Linked DNA regions of Homo sapiens: region 1 is linked to region 2. A link is a loop called in an ENCODE intact Hi-C map of the cell type or tissue named here. Cell type or tissue: PC-3. All regions are shown on one strand. Each heading gives the region's core, and the rest is flanking DNA. Links, peaks and the distances in the headings are about the cores only.

Region 1 (5,383 bases), core at 91-5,090, 63 kb before region 2:
CCTCAGGCATAGATGGGTTAATTAAACTCAACATGGCCGACTTCTAGATGTCAGGACTGACCAAAGCAGAACGCTTCTGTGGGGGTAAGATGAGTGTTCCCAGCTGATCCAGGTGACAGTCCATGGAGGGGAGAGCAGGACAGCCCAAGTAGACATGAGATTTCTGGGTCAGGCTTACCGCCCTGCCATTCTGTCATCCAAATAAAAGACGGGCTGGACCAGAGGCAATGAACCTCCTAATGATGAAAGCCTCATTGCATTTGTCCCTCGAGACACGAGGCTTCAATCTGAACTTGCCCTTCATTCCTGATGCACAGCTGTCACCCTCCTGGGGATGCCCTTTGCCTCTTGCTTCTATGTGATCTCCTGCTTCCTGTACCCCACCTCTACATCTTGTCCTTTCTGGATTAATTCTCTTGCTGTGGTGGAGCACACTGTCGGGTTCCAGAGGAAAATTTGGGGGATCTTACAAGTCTGAAAATATCTTTGCTAGATTTCCATGTGAAGTTTTGCCTAGGGGCAGAATTCCAAGTTGTAGGTAACTTTTTTCACAATTTTGAAGTTCTTGCTTCATTGTCTCGTTGTGTCTAGTGTGACTGCTGAGAAGGCCTAAGCTATTTGCATCTTGCTAGTTTGTATATATAACCTGATGTTTTCTCCCAGGACACTTATAACATGATCTCCTTGTCCTGGAAATTCTGAATTTCATGATGACGTGCCTGGGTCTGGGTTTATTCCATATGTTGTGCAATCAGTGGATTTTTCCATCTGGCAATTGATAACTTTCAGTTTGGGGAACTTTAAAAAAATTATTTCATTGATAATCCTGTCTCTCGCCGCTTCTTTCTTCTCTCCTTCTGGAATCCCAGTTATTCAGCTATGCATCTCTAACTTTGTTGCCTTTTCTCTCTTACATCCCTTCTTCGTCATTTTGCTGTACTTTGTGGGACATCTGCTCGTTTTATTTCTGCTATGAACTTTTCATTTCAAGAACTCTGTTTTACAAGTGTCCTCCCCTCTCTTTTTTTTTTCTAGCTTTTCATTTTTATTTCTTGGGTGGAATGATTTCCTTGGATCCTTTAAGAGAGATTTTGTTTGTTTGTTTTTGTTTTACATTTTCCTCTCTTTGCAAACCCATTTTCTCAAAGTTCCCTTTTAGGAAGGTCACTTGTTTTTTTCTATATCATTCATGCTAGAGGTTTTCTCCAGATGCCTTTTCTCTCTGCTTGTCTGACAGGGATGGGAGTTTATTAAGCTCTGAGTATAAGAGAGGAACTTATCCACTTTGGCCTTCCCTATAGCACAATCTAAGTGGCATCTTTATAAGAGAAACTCCCAAATCATTATCTTTGGATTTATTTTTTCTCTCGGGATGTTTAAATTGCCCAGAGAAGAGTCCTTCAGTCTCTGCTGAGAGAGGTAAAGTTCATAGGCCAGCAGGCTGGAATGTGAGTCCTGGAAGAGGACTGGAAATAGGCACATTTGGCATTAAGAATTTCAAAACCCACTCAATTTTCTTTTTGCTGTGTACTCAAATGTGTCTTGAGTCTTCCCCCTCTCCCTCTAGAGCAAGCTTGTCCAACCCGTGGCCTCTGAGCCACATGTGGCCCAGGACAGCTTTGAATGTGGCCCAACATAAATTCATAAACTTTCCTAAAACATTATGAGATTTTTTTTTTAAGCTCAAAAGCTATGATTAGTGTTAGTGTATTTTATATGTGACCCCAGGTAATTCTTCTTCCAGTGTGGCCCAGGGAATTCAAAAGATTGGACACTCCTCCTCTAGAGAGTAAAACAAACTTTCTTGGTTCATGGGACTCTAAGTTTCTCAATACTTTTTAAATGGTGCTCCTAAGCCAAAAGACATAACTAATAGTTATGTTTGTTATGTAGTTATTTCCAAAGAACTTAATAAGTGTTTATGCCTAAACAATTTAGTGTTTAAAAATACATATAAATTGAAAGAAAAATACTATTATTTTATTCTTAAATAACCACTATTTCTTACTAATGGCTGTGTGCATCTGCTGGGCACTGTACCACCTCTCTTGGAATCAGATTGGATGAGCCAGCCTCATTTCATGTTTTACATGGATTTTCATGAGGTACTTACTTTTTATCACACACTCATCAAAAACTCAGTTTCACAAAGAGATTATGTCATAGAAAAGAATGGAGGGTGATCTAATGTTGAAATTCTGAACTAGTTCAAGCCAGTCATTGTGTCATATCTGTCAAATGTCAAGTTTGAATGTGTTTGCATAAAAAAATTTCAAATATATTACAGCATCCCTGTCAGCGTGGTGTGGCACCCCAGGGCATCCTGTCACACTCTTGGTGAACTATAAGTTTCATATGGCCTACTTTTGTTCAACCCACCGTCCTAACCTAGAACATGCATTAAGTTTTTACTGCATACAATCTACTGGGATCTCAAGAAACATCCCTATCATTGCCCTCCTACAACAGCACCTTAGTACATTTAACTAAGTGTAACTTACTTTATATTTTGAATCAGAGAATCAAAGCCTAGACTCTACCGTACAAGATCTAGCATGGGTCACACTGGTGAGCAGAAATTAAAATTGAAAGCAGGAGGCAATATACTTTTATATGTATAATTCCACAACCAGTAAGACGCGTTTTTGTGTTTTTAATTTTGCACGCTATTAGACAGTGCTATAGAAGTAACTCAACACAGTTTGTGGCTGTTTCCAGACAGCTGAGTGAGTAAGAGACTGAGTATTAACAGCTGTCAAATGAGTCTTCTGTGTCCCCCACCCCCAGACTAGTCTTTGAAGGAGTCTATCAGTACAAAGTCAGAATTTCAAAGAAGGCCAGAGAAGGTACTATGACAAACGGATGTTGGTCTTAAGTAAGCTGACTAGCTATTAATTCACAAAACAGTCTGAAAAGATTTGTGATGCAAGCTGACTTCTGTCTAGACAGAGAGGGGAGTGTAAAACACATCAGACAGATACGACGCAGCAGTGACAAGAAAAACCTGTTTCAGTTGCACAGATCCATTTGGAGACAACCTGCTATTTCCTTCTTTATCTAAATATCTAATTCCTAATGGGGCTATATCTAGGTACTAGGGAATTTCAACTTTATTTCTGGAGCTTTAAAACATCTTGCCCATGAATAAGGAAGAGAGTAAAGAGAAGAGAGTAAAGAGAAGAGTAAAGAAAAAATAAATAAAAAGAATGAGGGAGTGAGATGGAGAAAGAGGAAGAGAGGCAGGGAATGAAGGAGGTGAGGGGAGAGAAAGAGACAGAGAGGAGGGGGAGAGAGCGAGCAAGAGTGACTCTCTCAGAGGAAAGGAAGAGGGTAGGAAGAGACAGTAATAAAAACAGAATGCTTAAATGTTTTCCTGAATTTCAAAGGCTATTTATGTTTTAGCATTTGGAAAATATCACTGACCTAGTCCTATAAAATTTATCTCTTGCCTCAGATGTATTGTAGTCACGTCTGTTTTTCTTCCTTCCACTTAACAATGGCTAAGAAAACAGTTTTTAGGGAAGCCGGTTCCTACATACTTCTATATAGTTTAATAGCTCAGAGGTCCATTAGATATAACAGTCAATCAGGTCATTTAAAGAAGGTAAACAGTCATATTTATTTTTTGTTTTTTCCTCTGACATAGCAACTTCAAGGTCAATGTAAGGAAAACACTTGGCAACTAGTAAAAGAATCATACCTAGTTTTGACAGGCATGACAAAACATTGTTTAAGCACAAATACACTGTAACATTTGCTTGTTCTGAAGTTCTTACTCACAACAACTCATATAATTAGTCACTTGCGTGGTCATTCATGTGTTTAAGGGTTTTTTTTGTTTAAAAAACATGATCATGGATTTTATTTAATGCTGCATGCCAACGGCTGATTTCCTGAAGCACAGCATTTTAACGCTGTAAAAGGGAAAGAAGAAAGTCTCGTCGTGTCATGGTAAAAACAATTGTGGAGAAATCATCGTAGGTCAGGAAAACTCATTGTGTTAGTTTTTAATAGCTCCTGACTATATAATATTTTTTGGTGTATTGACAGATTTGCTAGAAATATTTCTCTGCCAGGAGAAATTTTTCAGAAAATGCTATTATTGTAGTTGGAATGAAGGAATCTGTTTTCTTAAACGCTTTCAGATCTAACTATGTAAATAAGAAAATTCAGTGAACACAAAGAGGAAACATTTTTCTGCATTGCTAGGACAAGGGATTTAAAAGGAAGGCCTTCCATATCTTGCTCTTTTCTGCATGATTTTGCTACATTAAAGCAAATGGCATTTAAGTACGTTCTAGAGGTCAGGTGATTCCATGAAGCTGTTTAGGACTAATTTTATTAAATAATTCACAATCAAAACTATAGTTTAGAAGCAAAGCAACAAACTAACTGAAACAGAAGGAGTGTATATAGGGTAAGTGATAAGGACACAGGGCGCAGGGTAGATGTGAAACAGAAGGAGTGTATGTAGGGTAAGTGATGAAGATGCAGGGCGCAGGGGAGATCTGAAACAGAAGGAGTGTATGTAGGATAAGTGATGAAGACGCAGGGCGCAGGGTAGATGTGAAACAGAAGGAGTGTATGTAGGGTAAGTGATGAAGATGCAGGGCGCGGGGGAGATCTGAAACAGAAGGAGCGTATGTAGGATAAGTGATGAAGACGCAGGGTGCGGGGGAGATGTTTCCTTCCTCCCTCCTCATCCAAATTTATTCTTCCTTAGCTAGCATATTCTGAGTGTTTTCCCTTTTCAAATATACACATACTGAAAACTAAGCTGTGCAGTTTCTAACTAATGTTTTGACTTTGCAGATGACTGTTTGTGATTTTCCAACCTACATTTGATAAATCATCATCACCTATGTGCATGATGACAACGTATAACAACACGATGAAAAGAGAGTTGCAGGAGTTCACTCCGAATCCAAAACGCAATGTCAAAAGCTGCCTTATTTCATGCTAGCAGTAACATTTTTACAATTTTTGGCTCAAAATTTTAGCCTTATTTATACACAAAGCATTAAAAGACATAAATTGCTTTATAGGTTTGTTTCACATAAAAAGCTATTTCTTGTAGATAAAAGATATTTGGTTCCTACTTTTATATCTACCTATCTAAAGTTGTTTAAAATAGCAAATGCACAAGATGTGCCCTAACTCCCTACAGGATTCCCATATTAGCTCATGCAGCAGATTTAATCTCAGAAAATCCATGTATTAGAAAAGTAGCATTATGCAATTTTATTCAATGACATTTCACAGACAAAATATGCAGTTGTATATTTCCACAGTCTGGAAAGTGACTACAGTATTTGATGTGATGACTGACACATTAAGTGGGGGGACTTGCTCTGCTTATAATTCATGACAGGAGGGCAGCAGA
Region 2 (5,383 bases), core at 214-5,213:
ATGTGGTCTCAATAAAGTAGTAAAATATATTTTCTTTACGCTACACTTCATATGCCCATAACCTTCCTTTTAAATCATCTCTAACCAGCCCCAAATCACTCTGACCGCAAATCATTTGGTGGCTTTGGTCTCCAGGCGATGGAATGTGCTGGAGTAGACGGGGAGTCGCTACCAAGTGCGCTCTGAGGGAGCCTCCACTCCCCTCGCTCAGGCACACAGACCCCAGCAAAGCTTTGAAAAGGTTCTGCGCTGAGATAGCACATGACATCATAGCCCAATCATTCAGGAAAAAAACTGCAAGGCTGCAGAATAGCACAACATGCCACAAACCACAGTGGGCAGATAAAGTCGAAGAACAGCTTTTCTTACGAAAACATTCACAAATACCACAGGCAGCTGGCAGAGGCACGTTTAATTACATTTACAGAAAAACCACTGTATCCATTAGCCCCACCATCTTTGGGGCTGACCAACAAATGGGAAGGTCACTGAAGCCCATCTTGGAAATTGAAAAGCCAGGAAAGCTCGAAGTTTATGTCATTACATTTTATAATATGTGTTACGATTAGAAATGACCCAACTGTAAAATCACTTGATAGGCTTTGAAAGGACGTCCAAGTGAACAAGACCTCAATCATAACCTATCTTTAAATGTACAGCTGAAGATTAAATGCAGCCCAAGGTGTGAGAAATCAATTATTCAATTCATGATTAATTTAAGAGACACCGAGCTTGTTCTGAGCATAAACAAAGCTCATGCAACTGCCATCTGCCATCACATCACAGGACCCAGTCTTGTCTCTTGCAAGTGCCATTGGAGCTTTTGTTTATTTATTATTATTATTTTTTTAAGAAACTGTTCAAAGAGCTAAGTATACAGACTTTGAAGGGATGGTAAATGTATTGGATGTCCCTTTAGGCACCTCAGAGAAACAAAGTTCAATATGCATTGGCAAAGTATGATTAAAGCTTGATGGAAAAAAATTGTCCAAATAAAAATGCTATTTTACAGAGTAAACATCATCTTACAATAATTGCTTAAGTGGGAGTTTTAAAGAAAACTCGGCAGAACCTTCCATGAGACAAGAGGGATGTGTCTAAAAAGTCTCTTGTAGTTTCTAATTTTAGCCCTAGAGAGCAATCATTGCTATTTCTAGTCTGTGATTTCATTTAAATGAAGGGAGATTTTCAATAGCAAAAAGAAAAGAAAAAAGACTCAGAAAAACCATACAACAAATAAACAACAAATGTAAACACTGTAGTGATCAAAGTAGGTCTCTTTCCTAAAGGAACAATGAAAAATTATATAGTAGCTATAGACACTCATGTCTACTAGTTATGATCTTTTCAGAAACATGTTATTTTATAGCCTCCTAAGGTATCTGGCAACAATCTTTTCCATCAGACACCCAAGGATAACTTTCCATTTCAGTTGGGGGTGGGTAAGCTCAAATGCATGCTCATAACATCTTCATGTAACCCCTATAACAACCGCGGGGGGAAATGTAAGAGTCTTAGGTTACTGAAAATAACCTGTTTGCCATTATACGGGCAATTATAAGCTGGAACTTGCTTTTTTAAAATTGCTGGGTTCAGCAGAGATTTCCCATGGATTTATCGGCAACAGAAATAAACAAGCATTCCATTGAGCTCCACTTGGAAGTGTGAGAAGGGCTGATAGAAAGTCTTTTTCATCATGTGGACAGGAATTCAACTTAACCTACTAGGATGTTAAATTACACTCCAATATCCTGATGATTTTCTTAATCATCAGAAAGCTGAAATCATGCTGGTCCCTTGGAGGACAGCCCCCTTCTCAGGGGGTCTTCCCCGCTGCCCCTCTCCTAACATTCCATCACCCCTTTCCTTGTCAGTAGCCTACCTGCCAGTGAAGTGAAAGGTGACTTCAGCATTCTGGGGGTGTTCAGGTGCCAGGGTCTCTATGCTTGTAATGCAAATAGATTAGGGGAACTCTCTCTGTAAAAGTCATGCTGGTTACTTCTGGATTAAATAATTTCAGGAACTCACCAAAATTGAATATTTATAAGCGTCAGCAATGCTTTCCATAAAAACTAATGGAGAATGTCAGTTTTTCAGTCTTTCCATGGTAGAGGAGTCATCAGGAATGCATTCTTCCCTATTGTATTCTGCCTGCCACTTGTTCCCTAAGAACCACCGCCAACTGAATGCTAACAACAGGGACCCCGTCCAAAGGGAGAGGAGAACCGGGAAAGTAGCATTGGATTTGGTTAGACAAAGAACTGCAATCAAGTGAAACCCAAGAAAACAAACAAACAAGCAAACAATTTTGAGGCAACTGAAAAGCAACAGGTGTGAAAACGCCCAGATTTCTCATGGGAAAAATCACCAAAACCTTGTGAGAAACAAAGTGTTTCCAGCTAGACCTCATTCAGCAACTGAGCAGCTCTTAGGCTGTCAGAAATTGATTGCTTTGTGAAAGTTTCCTTCTATTTCAACCGAGGATGGAGCCGATTACAAAGTAATTAGAGAAAATACAAACTCATTGGGCTCAAATCGCAGCAGGCAAGTTAAACACATGAAAGAGAAGCTTCTCTAAAAGTATCATTTTTTTTAATGGAAAAAAAAAAGGGTGAGGTGGGTAGGAGAGATTATTCAACCTCACGCCTTTCTCCCCTCCCCCACCCTAACTCCAACAACAGAAAAGTCCCGCGAAGCAGGACCCGCCCCCGCCAACCCCCAAAGAGGAGTCCGAAGAAGGGATTAGGAAAACCGTGGCGGAACACGGTATTCTGAGTCCACTACAACTAAACACCCCAAACAGTACTCTTCGCACGAGTACTTGCATGCCACTGCCTGGAAAGGCTGCAAAGCTTTATTTCCTCCATGTCTGCATAGATTTAATGCTGCCACTTACCAGTTGGGCGCAAAACGCCGTCTGCCCCCACTCCCAAACAAGCTCCTCTTGGGGGTCTTTCAGATCTCGCTTATTCCCAGCTTGCAACTTCTGGGCTCTGAATGCGATCTCGTTTGCAGAATGCAACGGAGAAAATTAACTGGCAGCCGCGCTGCCAAAAGGCCGGCCCCTTGCCTGCTGCGCTCGAGAGGTCCTGGGCCCCGCCGGCTCCCGGGAAGCCTCCTGGCGGCGCAGCGGCCACGACTCAGGCTCGGTGAGAGGCCGCCGGTCTCCAGCGCGCGAATGCGCCGCGTCTCGCCGAGGGGCGCGTGTGCGCGGAGTGTGTCGGAGTGCCGGGCTGCTGGGGAGGGGGAGAGGGTGTGTCCTGGGGAGGAATGCTGCTAAACTCCAGAAATAACTCCCTTCACTCCATGCTCTTATCGCACTTAGGACGGCTTTTGCGTTGCCCAGGGGCGGGGGGAATTGTAAGAAGGTAACAGGCAAGTTCCACCGGCGATTTCTAAAGCCACTCCCCATTCAGCTGTGGTTTGAGGCATTCCCTAAAGACCTCTGTTCATTTAGGAAACGTTGCAGCTCTCAAGGGGGGAAATCCAAGAAGCAGCTAGTAGTGAATTTGTATTACTGATAAAAGAAATCAACGTCCAGCTTGAGGTTCCTTCTGTACCCTTCCACACAAGGTATCTTTCAGTTGTACTCTCCATCTGCGTTACCTCTTGTGAGTTAAATTGCTCCTCTGATGCCGCCTTACTGCAAAGCCATAAATTAATTACCCCATTACAAGTAAGCCCCTAGGAAAGGGAATGCCAAGAATAAATCTGGTCTTTGTTCTTTTTTATGTTGAACAAGTCTGCCATTAATCAAGTCTTTCCACCAATGTCTAGGGAACAGACCCAAGGTTGCGACTCATTGAGGGATGAACATGTGTACGTCTGGTTGTCCTGCAGTCTTTCTCTGCGGTATTATGTCATAGTGACTCAGTTACCACACAGACGGATATCAGGAAGAAACAACAGGAGAAACAAAACCAACCGTTTAATAAAGACCTAGCTATTTGCCAACTCTAAAGCCCCTGGCAGACAGTGCTTAATTTTTACACATTTTTAAAGATTATTTCACTACTTCCATCTTCCAGTCCCAGAACTGCTTGTCATTGGCCAGTCTGAGAAACAGACCACAAACCGTTTGAAAATTTAAGGAAGAAACTCATGAGGGACCCATGAAGCTATTAATTTTAATGGAGCCTATGAAATATCAAAGATGTGACAGATTTTTGAATTAGAAACCATATCAAAAAATGCGTTCCGGAAATAGAATCATCTTGAGAGGTCAATAGTAGAGATAGTGCAAACAGTATTTTTTGAAGTGAAAATAAAATGTTAAAAGCGTTCAGTGTATATATCTTTAGTTCGTATTTATTATCCCGAGGAAGTGGTGAGTCATGAAATATTGAATTTTTTCTTCCTTATTAAATTTTCCGCTCTTTGGGAATCAATGTAAAGTTAATAAGGATGAGGTTGCTTTTCAGACTGAAAATATTCTGGGGTTGACAGGTTCAGTCCCTTCTTGTATGTCATTAGATCTTTTTATTTATTTTTTTCCTCTACACTTCAGTTGTAAAGTTTTATTAGGGTCATTGAATAACAAGAGCCGAATACTTCGTTTATCTGAAAGGCATCACAATGAAGCAGGGTGGCCCTGTTGGGTGAGTCTTGCTAAGACACATTTCAGATCCTTACCACCTTTCTCATCTCCAGCAAGGGTTCTTAGAAAGATCTTTCCTCTGTGAATTAGGAAGGACATTGTATTAATTAAAATGCCTGGGCGAAAGAGGAAGGAAAAATTTGGAGGGTTTCAGTATATGATCACCATGAGCGCAGAAATCTGAAGAAGCCCCTCCAACTACTTTCGCTAAACCTGTGAATGTTTAGAAGTCTGAAATTTAGTCTAAACACCCAACATATATAAATGTCTTAGACAGAGAGGACACTCCTTTTACTGGTCCTGCTTGCTTGTGGGGATGAAACTGAAGGGTAGATGAAATTTCTGCTGTTCTTCCACACAAGGAGGCTGCCTTTTGGGTGGCAGCTGTTAGTGGTGTCAAATGTTACTGAAAACTCTGCCATTAGTTTCTGTGATGTGCCTGCCCATTTGCTTGTGCTCCAAATGAGAACTATCCCAACGTTACGCGGTTTGTGGCGTTTTGGGGTCAGGAGAGGTAGTGGTGACAGTGATTTTTGAGGGTGATCTACCCCACCCAGGAAGGGATGGGAGGGTGGGGGAGCTTGTTGAAAATGCAGATTCCCCTGAGCCCTGCTCAGAACTACTGAATTACAATCTTTGGGAGCTGACATCAGCTTTTATTTTTCTTTTGTTAATTTAATGTTTTGAATAAGTAATACATTTACATAATTTATATAAAAGTACATGCACCACAGTCTCCTTTCTACCACTCTTCCCCATATGCCCAGTCCATACATCTCCCTCCAG

What was found. Peaks named below come from ENCODE experiments on the same cell type or tissue, not always from the same donor. Only the 100,000 strongest peaks of a DNase experiment are listed, where the experiment ranks them.
Region 1: a loop joins it to region 2, with 2.1 times the contacts of the local background. A loop is called at or near these places in 10 of 110 quality-filtered maps.

What each region holds. Positions count from the first base shown.
Region 1 is chr4:168,692,336-168,697,718 of GRCh38, reverse strand. All of the region lies in intron 8 of PALLD (palladin, cytoskeletal associated protein), which reads right to left. Among named protein-coding and RNA genes, the nearest start is that of PALLD-AS1, 46 kb to the right of the region's middle. In PC-3, for the core only: no CTCF peak of the experiment used is centred there; a DNase peak (open chromatin) is centred at 2,918; H3K27ac peaks cover 2,049 bases.
Region 2 is chr4:168,629,414-168,634,796 of GRCh38, reverse strand. All of the region lies in intron 2 of PALLD (palladin, cytoskeletal associated protein), which reads right to left. Among named protein-coding and RNA genes, the nearest start is that of PALLD-AS1, 16 kb to the left of the region's middle. In PC-3, for the core only: CTCF peaks have their summits at 2,918 and 3,117; DNase peaks (open chromatin) are centred at 336, 3,316 and 3,846; H3K4me3 peaks cover 4,746 bases; H3K27ac peaks cover 4,951 bases.